Regions from separate parts of the Homo sapiens genome. Here region 2 is linked to region 1. Evidence: read pairs that join two places in POLR2A ChIA-PET (ENCODE). Cell type or tissue: K562. All regions are shown on one strand. Links, peaks and the distances in the headings refer to the core of each region. The heading gives the core; the rest is flanking DNA.

Region 1 (8,449 bases), core at 145-8,144:
TAAACCCCCACACCCTAGACAAGCCTGGGCAGGGGCCAGTGGGAACCATGATGTCTAGATGTGGGGCTTCCATCGCTTAATGGAATGAGGATCTAAAATAGAAACAAAGGTCAGTTCAGGAAGCAGAGGCAGGGTGCTTTCCCCATGCATCTGAATCTGTGAATGGAGACCGCTCCCCAGCTCATGGTTGGCATGGGAACAGGACCGGTGCATGCTGGAGAGGTCCTATGGCTTAACTCTGAGTTCAGTGGCCTCATGGGCCTCCATGGAAGTGTGAGAATTGACAAATACTACGAATCAGTAGTTGTTGTGTTTGAGGTTGGTTGGTTGCTTTGTTTTTTTAGAGAGCCTGTTTACCAGCATACTCCTGAATGGAATCCACCTGCTAGGGTTGCCATGGACATAAAGTGCAGGTGTGTGAGGCGTTTGACCCCCGATATAACTGGTATAACTTTTGCAAAGCTGGTTTCCGCAGCTGCCCCTGCGGTCGTCCTGACTGAAAGACAGTGGACAGGGGAGTCTGCCCTGATGGGAGCCTTGTCCCTTCCCCTCTGACTGCTGGGAGCAGGGGGATCTTTTGGCTCCATGGGTCACCAAAGCTGTTCCATGTGAGGGACACCCCTGCCCCATGCCCTGAGCAGGCATGGACTTGAGGGTGCTTCACTCACTAGAGGACTGGAAAAGACCCAGGCCCGCCCCGAGGGGGCAGTGGGACCTTCTCCGACCCTCCCAGGTGAGCTGGGACCCCGGCCTCTGGGGAGGATCTTGGAGAGAGCAAGCAGCTGAGCATGAGCCTCTGGTTGGGGGGCAACGCAGTGGGAAAGAGGGGGCGGGACCCCCGGGCCCCCAGACACTCAACCAGAGCCAACCTTGAATGCGCTGAAGCACTTCTCAGTGGAAAAATGGCAGGGCAGCTTTGCCGGTGCTGGGCTGTGTGCCCGTGGTAGGCCGGCAGGGACATGGTCTTCTCCTGGTCTCCGGCTGTACCGCATGCCCTGACACACGAGGGGAGGCCTCCCAGAAGGGTGACATTGGGATTGCTATGTTTATCTTATTTTTATTTTTCTTCAGTTCAGGATGCCCCTGCCTGGCCCAGAAACCACACTGCCATGAATGGGTCAGGACATTTTACCATCCTGTGCCTACTCCACCCAGCCTGGGGTGAGGGAATGGGGGGCAGATGCCAGATTCTGGCCACTGACCAGCCACAGAGCCCAGCAGGGCCATAAACAAGGCTGGGTGGGGTTTCCAGGCCCACTCGGTGGGGCTCGTTTACTTGGACGAGGGCAGGGCAGAGAGCACCGACCAGAGTGCCTCAAAATAACTCACGTGGCCTGGCCGGGAGCCAATCCCTCCATGGAAAATTTAAATGAATTCTTCACAGCTGCAAGGCCCAGGCCCCCAGACGGCCCACCCAGAATCACCAGATTACCGTGGCTCTGATGGTTCCAGAAACCCAAGAATGTTCTGGAAGCCCAAGGAAGCCATAGTCGGTCTCTGGGCTTCCTCACACAACCAGAGGTCATGATACACTCAGAAAAGGATTATCCAGTCACCAACTGCTCAGCCCTTCAGGACGCTGGTGCCAGAAGGGCCCGTGCCTGCCAGGCTGGTCCTCGTGGACATAGGGCTCTGGACGAAGGGTTGGCCCGGCTTTCACTTAGCCCCCCAGGAGACGCTTCTGGGAGCATACTCCCCTCCTTATCTGGGGACACTGAGGCTCAGTCAGCTCCTCCTGCGAGGAAACAGACAGGTAGCAGCCAGTGCTGACCACCAGGCCATCCCATCCCCGTGCCAGTGCCTGAGCCACAGTGACTGGGTGAGGCTGCAGATGTGTGGTGAGGAGAGCAACTGGGGAGCGGGGAGGGGAGCTGAACTGAGGAGGGAGGGAGGGAGTCTGAGGGAAGGAGTGAGAATGGACCCCAAGGAGCATGAGGCCAGCAGCAAAGGGTTAAAGAAATGCACTCTCGGCCTGGCACAGTGGCTCACGCCTGTAATCCTAGCACTTTGGGAGGCCAAGGTGGGTGGATCACTTGAGGTCAGGAGTTCAAGACCAGCCTGGCCAACATGGTGACACCCCATCTCTACTAAAAATACAAAAAATTAGCCAGGCGTGGTGGTGCATGTCCCTCCCAGCTACTCGGGAGGCTGAGGCACGAGAATCAATTGAACCTGGGAGGCAGAGATTGCAGGGAGCCGAGATCACGCCACCCGTGCTCCAGCATGACAGAGTGAGACTCCAAAGAAAGGAAAGAGGGGAAAGGAAAGGAAAGGAAAGGAAAGGAAAGGAAAGGAAAGGAAAGGAAAGGAAAGGAAAGGAAAGGAAAGGAAAGGAAAGGAAAGGAAAGGAAAGGAAAGGAAAGGAAAGCGGAAAGGAAAGGAAAGGGGAAAGGAAAGGAAAGGGGAAAGGAAAGGAAAGGAAAGGAAAGGAAAGGAAAGGAAAGGAAAGGAAAAGGGAAAGGAAAGGGGAAAGGAAAGGGGAAAGAATGGGGAAAGAAAAGGGGAAAGAAAAGGGAAAGGAAAGGAAAGTCATGGGGACCCAGGGGCAGCCAGCAAGGCTGGACAGAGGAGACCGGCCCTGACCTAGGAAAGGGGGGTCAGGGCCTAGAAACAGCACAGGCCAAGGTAAGAGGCAGAAATGATGACACCCTACACACAGCCCTGCAGACCACGGGGAATGCAATGTCCAGTGTCTCATCTCACATCAAAAAGGCCACCCCTGAGCCACTTGGTGGGAAAGAAGAGGCCGAGCTGGGGCTGGAGTCCTCGTCCCTGGTCCTCAACCCCATGCCCTTTCCATGAGCCGAGGCTGCCTGCTGAGAGGCCTGGAGGAGTCCGGAGCAGGCCCAGGGATCTCACTGCCCCCTGCACTCTGCATTTGGTCATATCATGTGGGTGGGGGCCTCGGATGGGAAGGGGCTGTGCCTTGGGAATTTTCTTGTCCCCAGACTCCTCAGGGAGGAAAGAGCCTGGGGCCTTTGGAGGAACTTGGGCTTCGGAGTCAGACCCATGGAGTCGGACTCCAGGCCACGCCTCAGTTTGCTAAAGGCCATGACCAACTCTGCTCTTGCCCGCCGCATGCCAGCATTTCATTTAATGGTCCAAACATCCCATGAGGACATATGGCCATCATTCCCGCTTTACTCATGAGGGGACTGACACGCAGAGGTTAAGCAATTTGCCCAAGGTCACGCAGCTATTCCGTGGCCGATCCAGGAGCTCAGCCCAGGATGCCTGACACCAGAGTTGTCACCCAATGCTTCCATTTCCAGGCCACCTTGAGCAAGTCACTGAACCACCCCAGGCCTCTGTTTCCTCACAGCCACAGTGACTCCCACCTCGCGGAGTTGAGGAGGAGTCAGTGAATTAATGGCTGAGTGCGTGGCTCGTGGCAGCCACCTTGCCTGTTTTCAGCCAGGCCACAGACTGACCCCAAAACCCCATCCCCCTAATCTTTCTCAGGGGCCCTGGCACCCAGGACAAGGTCCCAGCCCCTCTTGGCCCAGCAGAGCGAGGGACCAGGAGAACTGAGGCCACTCTGGGGCCCAGGGCAGGGCAGGGGCCGGGCGGCCACGGGAACACAGGTCCACTTCACCCTCCTGCTCAGCAGGGCTGGATTCTCCCTGTCTCCTGGGGCCCACTGGGAACTTGGGGTTTTCCTGCATCTGATTAGCATAAATTAGCAGCTGTCAGCAAGAGGGAGTAATGTAGCCTTTCAACGGCCCCGTCTTGTTTTTGGAAACCTTATCGAGTTCTGCTGAGGGCTCGCCTTGTTCACTGGCCACTGGATGGCTGACTGGTGTTTGTGTACCCAGCAGAGGCCCACCACCGCCCCTGGTGAGCCCCCGGCCCCCAGCCTCAGCTCCAAGGATAACACGGAGGGAAGGAGCCTGGTGCGGGTGGTAGCGGGATGAGGGGGGATCCAGCCAGACTCCCCGCCCTCCTCCCACTTCACACCTCTCACCCGAGGTCCCTCCACACTGAGAGAGCCCTCTGTGCAGGCTGGTGGGGCGGAAGGGCCCAATGGCCACCTCCAGTTTTCCCGGCAGGGGGAGCAGTGGCCATTGGAGCTTCCTAGGCTGGGGCTACGTCCACAGAGAACTTTCAACTGGACAGCACCAACCTGGTTCCTTGGGGATAAGGCTGGTCTGCCCTGATTTTCCAAGGAAAGGGAAGAACATCTATTCCACAAGGCCTACTGTGTGCCGAGCCCAGGAAGGGGTGACTTCTTTGTCATCCAAGAATACCACGGGTGCTGGAGGGAACAGGGTTTGTCTGCCAGGCAGCCCTTCCCTTCTGCTTCTGATAATGCCACAGCCTTCCTCCAGGTGAACTAGAGCCTGTGCTCTGGAACCAGAATGGGTTCAAATCCCACCACTCACCAGCTGTGTGCCTCTCTGCCTCAGTTGCCTCACCTGTAGAATGGGACCCTGGTTGTGAGAATTAAATGAATTTGTGCGTTCAATGTGCTGAGAACAACACTGGCACATGGTAAGTGATGCGTTAGCTATGACTGATTGCCCTGGCCCCACTCCAAGTGCTTCTGGTGAGGCTGCTTATCCAGACTCCCCACTCCCAACCACAGGGGCAGACATGTAACCTAGATCAGCCAGTTAGGATGCCTCATCTCCAACTGGCCACAGTGATTGGCCCAGGAATAGATAAGCCTAGCCAATCAGACTCTTTCCCTGTGATTTAATATTTGGCTGTGAGTAGAGAAGCTCTCTCTTTCCCGAGGGTGAAAAGCTGGAAAGATGTAAGCCCAACGCTCTCTGTGGCCCTGCCTTCCTTTCTTCACCCACCACATCAAGGAAGCAAGCCTGCAGTAGGAGAAAGTGAGGCCACCAACCCAGAGATGAGCAGAGCCCAGAGAGGTGGAGAGGCGACTGAGAAACCAAGAATAAATGATAGAGAAGGATAACCCCGTTATTTCCATCCCTGAAACCGGCTGTGCCTGGGACTTCCCTTTGACCCAAGACGTTTCCTTTCACTGTTAAAATCCGGAATCATCCAAAGTTGATTATCTCTATTGTACATATGAGAAAACTGAGGCTCGGGGAGGTGGAGTGATCAGCCCTTGGGGACAGAACTAGTAGGTGGTGGAGCCAAAGGCAGGCGGCCTGGCCGCAGAGTCCAAGGAGGAAGGGGGAGGCAAGCAGCTCTGCCTCTTCGTCTCCCTGTCCCTCCCCAGACCACACATTAGCCTTTGTTTGAATGGTCACCTGGAGGAGAAGGAGAAGCTGGGTTTGAATTCCAGCTCTGTTGTTTTCTGGCTATGTGAGCTTTGAGCAACTCACTTCTCTTCTCCGAGCCCAGTTTCCTCGTCTGTAACATGGGAATAATATTCCTTATTTCACTATGTTGGCATAAAATAAAATGTCCCATTGGAAGCACCCAGCATATAATTAGCACCCAGTACATAATTAGCACCCAGTAAATGCTCATTTTTCCATTCCCCAAAACAGCAGCATCATCTCAACCTTCCAGGAAGCCAAAATGCCTGACTTGCAGGGCTATCGATAGATCCTCAAGGCAGCAGTGGTAGCCCCCATTTCAGAGACGGGAAACAGGCTCCGAGTGGTTCAACCACACACCCAAGGTCACAAGGCTTGTTAATGGGACCTCTCCCACTTCTATCAAGTTGCCTGAGTCCCTGCTGCAGGGTTCTCTGCAGTCAGAGGCTGGGAACTGGGTTGGCGGTGAGGAGGGTAAAATGGGGATAGAGTAAGTGGTTTGGACTGAGGGACTCTGAGCCCTCCGCTCTGCCCTCCCCACCCTCAAGCCCAGGCTAGACTCCGGGTCAAGGGCGCCCCCTGCTGGCCATCTGGGGAACTCCATCCCAGGCACCTAATAAATCCCAGAGAAGGCACCACACGGGCAGGGCAGGAGCTTAGAGCTCAGACTCCCTGTTACTTAGGGCAGCGACTCTACCTCCCTGAAGCTCGGTTTTCTCGTCTGCCAAATGGGGATAATAATAATATGATAAATGAAATAATGCCACAAAGTGCCTGGCACAATGCTCAGACACCACTCCACCTCCATCAGGACGGCTTTTTTTTTTTTTTTCTAAGGCAGGATCTCAGTCACTCTGTTGCTCAGGCTGGAGTGCAGTGGTGTGATCACAGCGCACTGCAGCCTCAACCTCCCAGGCTCAAGCAATCCTCCCACCTCAGTGTCCCCAGTAGCTGGGACTACAGGCGTGCACCACCACACCCAGCTAACTTTTTTTTTTTTTTTTTTGGTAGATACAGGGTCTCACTATGTTACCCAGGCTGTTCTCAAACTCCTGAGCTTAAGTGATCCTCCTGCCTCAGCCTCCCAAATCGCTGAGATTATGGGCATGAGCCACTGCACCTGGCCATCTGTTATTTTTTTTTTTAAGACAGAAAATAGCAAGTGTTAGTGAGAACGTGGAGAAATTGGAACCCTTGTACATTGCTAGCAAGACTGTAAGATGGTAGAGCCACCGTGGGAGTACAATATGGCAGTCCTTCAAAAATTAAACATGGAATTATCACATGACCTGGGAATTCTACTTCTGTGGATGCACCCAAGAGAACTGAAACGGGAACTTGAACAGATATTTGTTCAACCCCAATGTTCATAGCAGCATTATTCACATAGTCAAAAGGAGGAAGCAACCCAAGTGGCCATCCATGGATGAATGGATAAACAAAATGTGACCAAGGCACACGATGGTATATTATTCAGCCTGAAAAATGAAGGAAATTCTGACGCATGCTACAACGTGGGTGAACCTTGAGGACATTATGCTGAGTGAAATCAGCCAGACTCAAAAGGAGGAGCCTATTATATAATCCTGCCTATATGAGATACCTACAGTAGTCAAGTTCATAGTGACAGAAGGTAGAATGGAGGTTGCCAGAGGCAGAGAGGAGGGAAGAAATGGGGGTTATTGTTTGATGGGCACAGAGTTTGAGTTTGGGAAGATGACAAAGCTCTGGAGATGGACGGTGGTGATGGCTGCACAGCACTGTGAGTGTAGTGAATGCCACTGAACTGTACACTTAAAATTGTTAAAATGATAGATTTTATGTTATGTATCTGTGCTATAGTTTCAACATTTGTCCCCTCCAAAACTCATGTTGAAGTTTAATCTCCAATGTGGCAATATTGAGAGGTGAGAGGTGGTCTTCTTCTTTTTTTTTTTTTTTTTTTTTTTTTGAGATGGAGTCTTGCTCTGTCGCTCAGGCTGGAGTGGAGTGGAGTGGAGTGGTATGATCTCGGCCCACTGCAACCTCCACAGTGGAGTGGAGTAGAGTGAAGTGGAGTGGCACGATCTCGGCTCACTGCAACCTCCACAGTGGAGTGGAGTGGAGTGGAGTGGAGTGGAGTGGAGTGGCACAGTCTTGGCTCACTGCAACCTCCACCTCCCAGATTCAAGCTATTCTCCTGCCTCAGCTTTCCAAGAAGATGGGATTAGAGGTGCCCGTCACCATGCCCGGCTAATTTTTGTATTTTTAGCAGAGACAGGGTTTCACCATGTTGGCCAGGCTGGTCTCAAACTCCTGACCTCAGGTGATCTGCCCACCTTGGCCTCCCAAAGTGCTGGGATTACAGGCGTGAGGCACCAGGCCTGGCCTGAGAGGTGGTCCTTTAAGAGGTGATTGGGTCATGAAGGCTCTGCCCTCATGAATGGTTTAATCTATTCATGGATTCATGGATTAATGGGTTAATGGTTAATTGATTATCATGGGACTGGCGGCTTTATAAGAAGAGGAAGAGAGACCCGGGCCAGCACCTCAGCCCCCTCACCATGTGATATCCTGTGTGGCCTCTGGACTCTGCAGAGTCCCCACCAGCAAGGAGGTCCTCACCAGATGCGGCCCCTCAACCTTGGACTTCACAGGCTCCAGAACCGTATAAAATAAATTCCTTGTCTTTGTAAACTACCCAGTTTCAGGTATTCTGTTACAAGCAACAGAAATGGACGAATACGTTACCACAATTTCTGAAATAAGGACAAATAAAAGAGCATTTGAGCTAAGACCTAAAGGATGGACATTCCTCCCAAGAAGAAGGTATTCTGGGCAGAGGGGACAGTGTGAGTCTCGGCTGGGAGGCCGGAGGCCCTGGGATGTCCCAGGAAGGGGCAGGCGCTGAGGCCGGAAAGGTTGGGAGTGGCCCAATCACGAGGCCGCCTGAGACTCAGTCTCTTCATCCACCATGTGGGGATGCTGCCACTCACCTCACAGAGACAAGGTACCCCATCAGCTCATCAGACGGGGGTCTGCGAAACAGGAGAAAAAAATCCCAGCCAGGGCCTTAGTTTCTCTGAGGTACAGATGTTGGTGATGTTGGTGGCAGGTATACATTTGGGGGCCATAAAGCTTCCCAGAACTATAGCAACCCCACCTCCACCCATCCCCGAAAAGGAAAGAAAATTGCTACCCCTACAGCCCTTGCGGGCCGCCCCCCGCCCCCAACC
Region 2 (8,449 bases), core at 250-8,249, 140 kb after region 1:
TCTAGGAAGGCTTCATGGTGGTGGTGGCGACATCTCCCCTGGGCCATTGCAGGCAGGCCTTGGAGAATTGGGTGCTTTGAAATGGTCCTACAGGGGCTGAGCCCTACCTGGGAGGAGAGCCTCTAAGGCCCTGAGCTCCAGCTTGAGGCTTCATCCTGACATCGTGTGTGGACGAGGCTGAGAACATTCTGGAGGCTTGTTCCCTGTGATCTAGAATGGACAGAGCAGGCAGGGCCTACTTTAACTGCCCATTTCATAGAAGAGAATACTGAGGCCTTAAAACGGAATGTGACTGACCCCAAGGTCACATAATAAGCCTGTGGCAGAGCTGGGACTAGAACCCAGGTGGCTTCACTCCTTGCCCTGGGGCCTTTCTCTCTTCCACTCCCTTCTCCTGGACCAGCTGCTCTGTTTTGACAGAGCTCTTAGGATAAGCCCCCTCCCCAACCAAGGTCTTCATTCAAACCCACAGGCCGTCCCACTCTGTCCATCGAAGGTCACAGGACTAGGAAATGACCATTGGCAGAGCCCAGGCCCAGGAGCTGTGCTCACACACCTGCCCTCTTCTCTGTGCAGAGGTGGAGAAGCTGGGTGAGGAGAGAGGAGGGGAGGAGAGAGAAAGGGGAGGATGGGAGGAGGGCACTGCCCCAGAAGCCATTCCAGGAACACACCCCCGTGCCTGGGAATAAACTGCTCATTTAGAATCATTTTCCTGGAACCAAAAATATGCCTCCCTAAAAATATATTTTCTTTCTCACCTCATTCTGAGGCTGCAGCAGCTCAGCTGCCTCTAGGAGGTGGGTGGGGGAGAGTGACCGGGGCCTGTGGGGGGAGATCCCCCTTTCCCCAGGGCTGTGGATACTGACCACTGGGTCCCCCTCTCTGAGCACAGCTGTCATTGAGATATGCAGTACATCACATTTGTGTGTGTGTTTGGTTTTTTGGATTTTCGAGACTGTTGGACCCACATTCAAACTTCAACCTAGAGGTATCGAGCCCCAGCGAGGGCTGGGCACAGATCTGGACACTGAGGGAGCTCCCACCAAGGATGGGAGGCAGGCAACAGGCAAGCAACTGCACCAGGGGACACCTTAGTGCTGCCCTCGCCTCCTGTGTGCCTCTGAGCAGGTGCTTCTCCCACCCTGGGCCTCAGTCTCGTCATCTGCGAAGGGATCAGATGCGGGTAGCCACCCTGAATTCTCTGCGGACAGTCCTGCCGCTGGCCATGGTGGAGGGGAAGAGCAGCTGCCCTGGCAGCACTGACTCCAAAGAGAGGCCTGGGGCACTCGGGGCTCAAATTCTGGGTCTGCCACTTCCAGGCCAGTGGCCAGGGCCATTTTCCTCCCATGCAAGTTAGGGTCAGTGACGGCTCACAAGGCTGGAGGGAGGCAAACAAAGCAACACAGGACAGCACCCAGCATAGGGCAAGGCCCACAGTCACATGGAGCAGACCACTGTGTTTTTGTTGTTGTTATTTTTAGAGACAGGGTCTCACTCTGTTGTCCAGGCTGAAGTGCAGTGGCACAATCACAGCTCACTGCAGCCTCTATCTCCTGGGATCGAGAGATCCTCCTGCCTCAGCCTCTGGAGTAGCTGGAACTATGGTGGGCCACCACACCCAACCCTATGCCACTAATTTTTTTTTTTTTTTTTTTTTAGACAGAATCTCATTCTGTCACCCAGGCTGGAGTACAGTGGCGTGATCTCGGCTCACTGCAAGCTCCGCCTCCTGGGTTCACGCCATTCTCCTACCTCAGCCCCCTGAGTAGCTGGGACTACAGGCGCCTGCCACCACGCCTGGCTAATTTTTTTGTATTGTTAGTAGAGACGGGGTTTCACCATGTGTTAGCCAGGAAGGTCTCGATCTCCCGACCTCGTGATCCGCCCGCCTCGGCCTCCCAACGTGCTGGGATTACAGGCATGAGCCACCATGCCCAGCCCCTAGGCCACTACTTTTAAGTCATTCTTTGTCTGGTTCACCCCAGACCTGAGGTGGGAGGGCGAGGATACCCCACCCTTCCCCCACGGGAACTGAGAGAGTCTGAGGTTCCACAGGGAGGGGGCAGGTGGCTGCCAGGACCCTGGAACAGGTTGGCTTCGGCCCCTGGAGTTGTTGGTCCAGCCCTGCCCAAGGACATGTTCCCATGCTGGTATCTAGGAGCACCAGGAAGTGTAATCCAATTATACACTTTAAGTTATTTTTAAAAGTATGATTAAATTATTATTATGTTAATTTTAATTTTTATTTATTTATTTATTTGTTTTTTTAAACGGAGTCTCTCTCTGTTGCCCAGGCTGGAGTGCAGTGGCGTGATCTCTGCTCACTGCAAGCTCCACCTCCTGGGTTCACGCCATTCTCCTGCCTCAGCCTCCTGAGTAGCTGGGACTACAGGTGCCCACCACCACACCTGGCTAATTTTTTTTTTTTTTTGTATTTTTAGTAGAGATGGGGTTTCACCGTGTTAGCCAGGCTGGTCTCAGTCTCCTGACCTGGTGATCCACCCGCCTTAGCCTCCCAAAGTGCTGGGATTACAGTCTTGAGCCACCGCACCCGGCCGATTAAATTATTGTTGACTAGGCCAGGTACAGTGCCTCACGTCTGTAATCCCAGCACTTTGGGAGGCCGAGGTGGGCAGATCACTTGAGCCCAGGAGTTCAAGACCAGCCTGGACAACACAGTGAAACTCCTTCTCTACTGAAAATACAAAAAGTAGCCGGAGGTAGTGGTGTGTGCCTGTAATCCCAGCTACACGGGGGGCTGAGGCAGGAGAATAGCTTGAACCTGGGAGGCGGAGGTTGCAGTGAGCCAAGATCGTGCCACTGTACTCCAGCCTGGGCAACAGAGTGAGACTCTGTCTCAAAAAAAAAAAAAAAAAAAAAAAAAAAAGGACCGGGTGTGGTGGCTCATGCCTGTAATCCTAGCACTTTGGGAGGCTGAGGTGGGTGGATCACAAGGTCAGGAGTTCAAGACCAGCCTGGCCAAGATGGTGAAACCCCATCTCTACTAAAAATATAAAAATTAGCCAGGCATGGTGACAGGTGCCTGTAATCCCAGCTACTCGGGAGGCTGAGGCAGAGAATTGCTTGAACCCAAGAGGCAGAGGTTGTAGTGAGCCGAGGTCGGGCCACTGCACTCCAGCCTGGGTGAGACTCTGTCTCCAAAAAAAAAAAAAAAGGTTATTATTGACTATAGTCACCCTTTTGTACTATCAAATACTAGGTCTTATCATCCTTTCTTTTTTGTTGCACCCATTAACTGTCGTCCCCACCTCCTCTCCTCTACCCCCTCACTAGCCTTCCCAGCATCTGGTAACCAACCTTCTGTTCTCTATCTTCCTGAGTTTAATTGTTTTGATTGTTAGATCCCACAGATAAGTTTAAAGTGCTTCTTTGAGTGAAAAGCAATTCATGAACTGGGAAACACCAAACCAGAAGAGGTTTAATGTTCCAGTGACAAATCATCAGAGGCAAGTATTTAAGGGATAAACGCAGAAGTAAAATAAATTATTTGATTGGTTGCAATTATATAGTTGTTTATTTGGTCTATGCCGTTAGAAAGTCCCCCGTTATATAAAAATTTGTGGACTACTTCTGACTGGTTGAGCTGAAGTTCTGTTTTTCTTTAATAGAGGCATTTACAAGAAATAGCTCAATTTTTGCTTATGTTTGCAAATCAAGCAAGGTTGAGGTCATGTATGAGGCCTAACTGGTTTTGTCTGCTCTGGGATTCTTCAGACCTGGTCTCCATTTTAATTTAACAAGTGAAAGGGTTATAGGGCTGGGCACAATGGCTGACGCCTGTAATCCCAGCACTTTGGGAGGCCGAGGCGGGTGGATCAACTGATATCAGGAGTTCAAGACCAGCCTGGTCAAAATGATGAAACCTTGTCTCTACTAAAAACACAAAAAATTAGCCGGGTATGGTGGCGCGTGCCTGTAATTTCATCTACTCAGGAAGCTGAGGGAGGAGAATCGCTTTAACCCGGAAGGCAGAGGTTACAGTGAGCCAAGATCATACCATTGCACTCCAGCCTGGGCAACAGAGGAGACTCCATCTTCTTTTTTTTTTTTTTTTTTTTTGAGACGGAGTCTCACTCTGTCACCCAGGCTAGAGTACAGTGGTGTGATCTCGGCTCACTGCAACCTCTGCCTCCTAGGTTCAAGCAATTCTCCTGCCTCAGCCTCCCAAGTAGCTGGGATTACAGGCGCCCACTACTGCGCCAGGCTAATTTTTGTATTTTTAGAAAAGATGGGGTTTCACCATCTCGGCCAGGCTGGTCTCGAACTCCTGACCTCGTGATCCCAAAGGCCTCGGCCTCCCAGAGTGCTGAGATTACAGGTGTGAGCCAACACGCCCAGCCTCAGGAGACTCCATCCTGAAAAATAAATAAAGTATTACAGGACTATGGTTCCTCTGCCCACTGCACAGTAACAGACCCCATTACATGGAGACAGCAGGGTTTGCAGAAGCAGAAAGAGTTTACTGATCACAGGGCACCAAGCGAGGAGATCCTCAAATCCATCCCTCCGAGGAGTTCTGGGCTGGGATTTCTAAGGGGATTGTTGAGGGTGAGGGGCTAGAAAACTTGGGTCATTGATGGTTTTGAGTAAGGGGGATGACATCATCAGGACATGGAAACTGCATTTTTTGGTGAGTCAGCTCTTCAAACCAGTCAGGTCCTTCAAACCAGCTGAGTCAGCAGTTTCCTCAGTATGCAGGACCTGAAGGAATAGCTCAAAGAGAGAACTTAAGGCTTCCTAATGTTCAAGTTGTTATCTGCAGAGCAGCTAAGGGGAACTATCGTCCTGTAACAGGGTCTCGTGATTCTAGGTCAACAGGTTGCAAAAAGCAGCTGTGAGGAGGCAGGTCAGAGAGTGAGCTGACCTCAAAATGAAGGCTGAACGTGCTACAAGCTCAGTTTATTTTCATTATTCCCCCTCTCTTCTTCCCTGATTAATTTTATAAAGTTTATAGGGGCAGTTTCAAAAGCAAGCTGAGAGTGTGACCAGAGTATGGCATTATTCTCAGTTACTACCGTTAACACAGTCTGGAACAGAGCCATGTAGATGCTATCATCAACAGCTGCGTTAGGACTGTGGTCTTGTGGTCATTGGTATCCAAAATTGCATAGTCACTATAGGCCCTAGTGGTGGGCTTGCTCAGTTCTCCAGGTTGTTAAATCCTGCTGGCAATCATTCGATATGCAAGTGGCTGCGGGAAAGCATTTATTTATGTACTTATTTTTTAGAGACTGGGTCTTGCTCGGTCACCCAGGCTGGAGTGCAGTGGCACCATCATAGTTCACTGCAGCCTTGAATTCCTGGGCTCAATGATCCTCCCACCTCAGCCTCCTGAGTAGCTGGGACTACGGGCACACGCCACTGCACTGGGCTAATTAAAATAAAATTTTTTTGTAGAGACAAGGTCTTACTTTGTTGCCCAGGCTGGTTGAGAACTCCTGGCTTCAAGCAATCTTTCGGCCTTAGTCTCCCAAAGTGCTGGGATTATAGGGTGAAACGGTGTCATTTAAAACCCTTGAGAGGATACAATGCACAAAGGGGGTGAATAGAATAACTATAAGGAAAATAATAGCCAAGGACTGAAAAACGCCCTGGAACAAAGATTCCCAGGAGCCAAGATTTCACCAGCTAAAACATATCAATGAAGGAGGTAGCACCTATCTGCTAAGACTTGTATTTGTTTCTTAAGAGCCTTTATTAGCCAGGTGTGATGGCTCATACCTGTGGTCCCAGCTACTCAGGAGGCTGAGGTAGGAGGATGGCTTGAGCTCAGGAGGTCCTGGCTGCAGTGCGCCATGATCGCACCACTGCATGCATTCCAGCCTGGGTGACAGGGTAAGACCCTGTCTCAAAAAAAAGAGCTTTAAATTTTGGGCAACAGTTTCTTATTAACATAAAAGCAACTTTTTTTTTTTTTTTTTTGAGACAGAGTCTCACTCTGTTCGCCCAGGCTGGAGTGCAGTGGTGTGATCTCAGCTCACTGCAACCTCCACCTCCCAGGTTCAAGTGATTCTCCTGCCTCAGTCTCCCAAGTAGCTGAGATTACAGACATGCACCACCGCACCCGGCTAATTTTTGTGATATTTTAGTAGAGACGGGGTTTCACCATGTTGGCCAGGCTGGTCTCAAACTCCTGACTTCAGGTGATCCGCCCACCTCAGTCTCCCAAAATATTGGGATTACAGGCGTGAGCCACCACTCCCTCACTGGCCGAAACATTTCTTAATCAATAAAAACACAAGCTCCTCCTTATTAAGCTGTGAAGGTATCAAGAACTACGTTGGAGTATTATTGAGGCAAATTGTTCACTTCAGATTGTATCCCTTGAAGGGAATTCAAGGTTTTGTTCTACGAAAACAAAAGAAAAACAAAGGTTAACATCTGGAGCAAATTATGATGTTAGTTTTTGAGTCTCAAGGGCAGCTAGCTGAGATGTCTAGATGTGAGTGGGAAGCATCTTTAGATGACGGAATGAAGATGGCGTTGAATGACTCTGGCTATGGCATCAGGCAGTGTGCCAGTAAACTCTCCACATGACGCGTATAGTAGCAGGCATGAAAGTTGCCCGTACATGACCTGTTGTAGTGATATTTCTAAAACTTAAAGTCATTGAGTTTCAGCTTATAGGGCTTAGGAAAGGAGCAGTTTTAGTTTTTAGTGAAACTAGAAAGTTTCGGAATTTAATTCAGTTTACAGATAGATAACAAAACCTCAAAGAAAATGAACAGAACTAGAATTTGATAATGGGTGCACTATAGTGTTTAACTGAAATAACAATCTTTTTTTAATCATCACTCCTGTTTTTACCAAAAATAATCATAGTTCTTTTTTTCAAAATAAGTCTAATTCCATTAAATTTGACCTGATTGTTTACAGAAATGTAACATAATAATTTCGTGTATATTTTTAAATATGATACTTTAATCAGAGCTCTGTTCATATCCAAGGGGCTTTCGTGACTTTGTATCAATCAACCTTAGTTTTCAAAAACTGTCTGATAATGAGAAATCTCAGAACAGGTATTTTAAAACTTCTTGAAGAAGCCAAACTAAGAACTTGCCCAATTATGTTCTGTTATGAGAACCAATTTTTATTGAACCTATGATAATACTCATATTGCAAATAAAAATATTTAATAAGAGTTTCCAAATTCTGGAGTAATCAGGTAGGGAGAGAAAGATAAATGTTGCATTTTTGTTTACAAAGATATATATATAGATATATAGATATATAGATTTTTTTTTTTTTTACACAGAGTCTCACTGTCGCCTAGGCTGGATTGCAATGGCGTGATCTCGGCTCACTGCAAGCTCCGCCTCCCGGGTTCAGGCCATTCTCCTGCCTCAGCCTCCCGAGTAGCTGGGACTACAGGCACCCGCCACCACACCCAGCTAATTTTTTTTTTTTTTTTTTGTATTTTTAGTAGAGACGGGGTTTCACTGTGTTAGCTAGGATGGTCTCGATTTCCTGACATCGTGATCCACCCACCTCGGCCTCCCAAAGTTCTGGGATTACAGGTGTGAGCCACTGCACCTGGCCTACAAAGATATATTTTATCAAATTGTTATTGTAGACAGTTAAGGGAAGAGAAAAAAAGTCTCCTTAAATTTAGAAAATAAAACATTTCTTAGAACCAGCAATGCTTCAAAGAAAAACTCATAAAAAATTAAAATTATTTTCATCAGTTTAGTCTCATATAATTAATTTTTGTTTTCCTTGATATTGGATTAGCAGTTTTATGAGTCCATCAGTTTCCCATTACAGTTTTGGAAATTTTTACACAGTTCCATAGTATGATCTTATCAGAAAGCTGTATTGTCAGCCTTTTCTAATGAATCTCTTGTGCTTTTGTATCATAGTGGCATTCAAATGCTTTCAGGAAGGAAATTTGGTGTTTTGTGGCATATAGCATCTTAAGATAATAATTAGATTTATGACTGATAACAATATACCAGGATATATCAGATTTCTAGGAATTCTACACATTTCCTGGGATACTCATATCAATAACACATATAACTTAAAGAAGGATTAGTATCACTTATTATTTGACAACATCTTCCATGCAATTAACATATCAAATAAGCCTAATTAGTTTAACACTTCTCATTTACAAGGAGAGAAAATAAATTATTTTGAAATATTCCAGGGACACTTCTGGAAACTCCCAAAGTTAATGTGAGGTGGAAAACACTTAATTTAGAATTAATTTTGAGAAGCTGTCAAAAATGTCAAAATGTTTGAAACACTTGATTAAAAAGGATCATAAGTCATTGTGAAACAATATCAAAGTGATAAAAGATTTTAAAGGCAAATACAGAAAGTTACGTAGTTAAAGCTTGGCTTTTTTTTAAATACTGAAGACTAATTTTTCTCAAATAATCGAAGACCTACTAAAAAACAACATAATTTGGACTGCAGGGAAGAC

Evidence for each region. Peaks named below come from ENCODE experiments on the same cell type or tissue, not always from the same donor. Only the 100,000 strongest peaks of a DNase experiment are listed, where the experiment ranks them.
Region 2: POLR2A ChIA-PET joins it to region 1 with 11 read pairs; 9 of 35 experiments call an interaction of 5 or more read pairs at or near these places.

The regions. Positions count from the first base shown.
Region 1 is chr1:30,773,959-30,782,407 of GRCh38, forward strand. It overlaps LOC105378621 (a long non-coding RNA gene), which reads right to left and starts at 8,393. Exons shown (of 3, transcript XR_947134.2): 1 at 8,210-8,393; 2 at 7,777-7,929; 3 at 1,121-1,735. RefSeq lists cis regulatory regions at 3,523-4,188, 5,502-6,026 and enhancers at 5,525-5,714, 5,825-5,904. In K562, for the core only: CTCF peaks have their summits at 4,041 (motif pointing right) and 5,819 (motif pointing left); DNase peaks (open chromatin) are centred at 3,723, 4,003, 4,613, 5,783 and 1 weaker place; H3K4me3 peaks cover 1,575 bases.
Region 2 is chr1:30,914,510-30,922,958 of GRCh38, forward strand. It overlaps the pseudogene RN7SL371P. Among named protein-coding and RNA genes, the nearest start is that of SDC3, 10 kb to the left of the region's middle. RefSeq lists an enhancer at 4,799-5,797. In K562, for the core only: a CTCF peak has its summit at 5,152; DNase peaks (open chromatin) are centred at 4,712 and 5,122; H3K4me3 peaks cover 225 bases.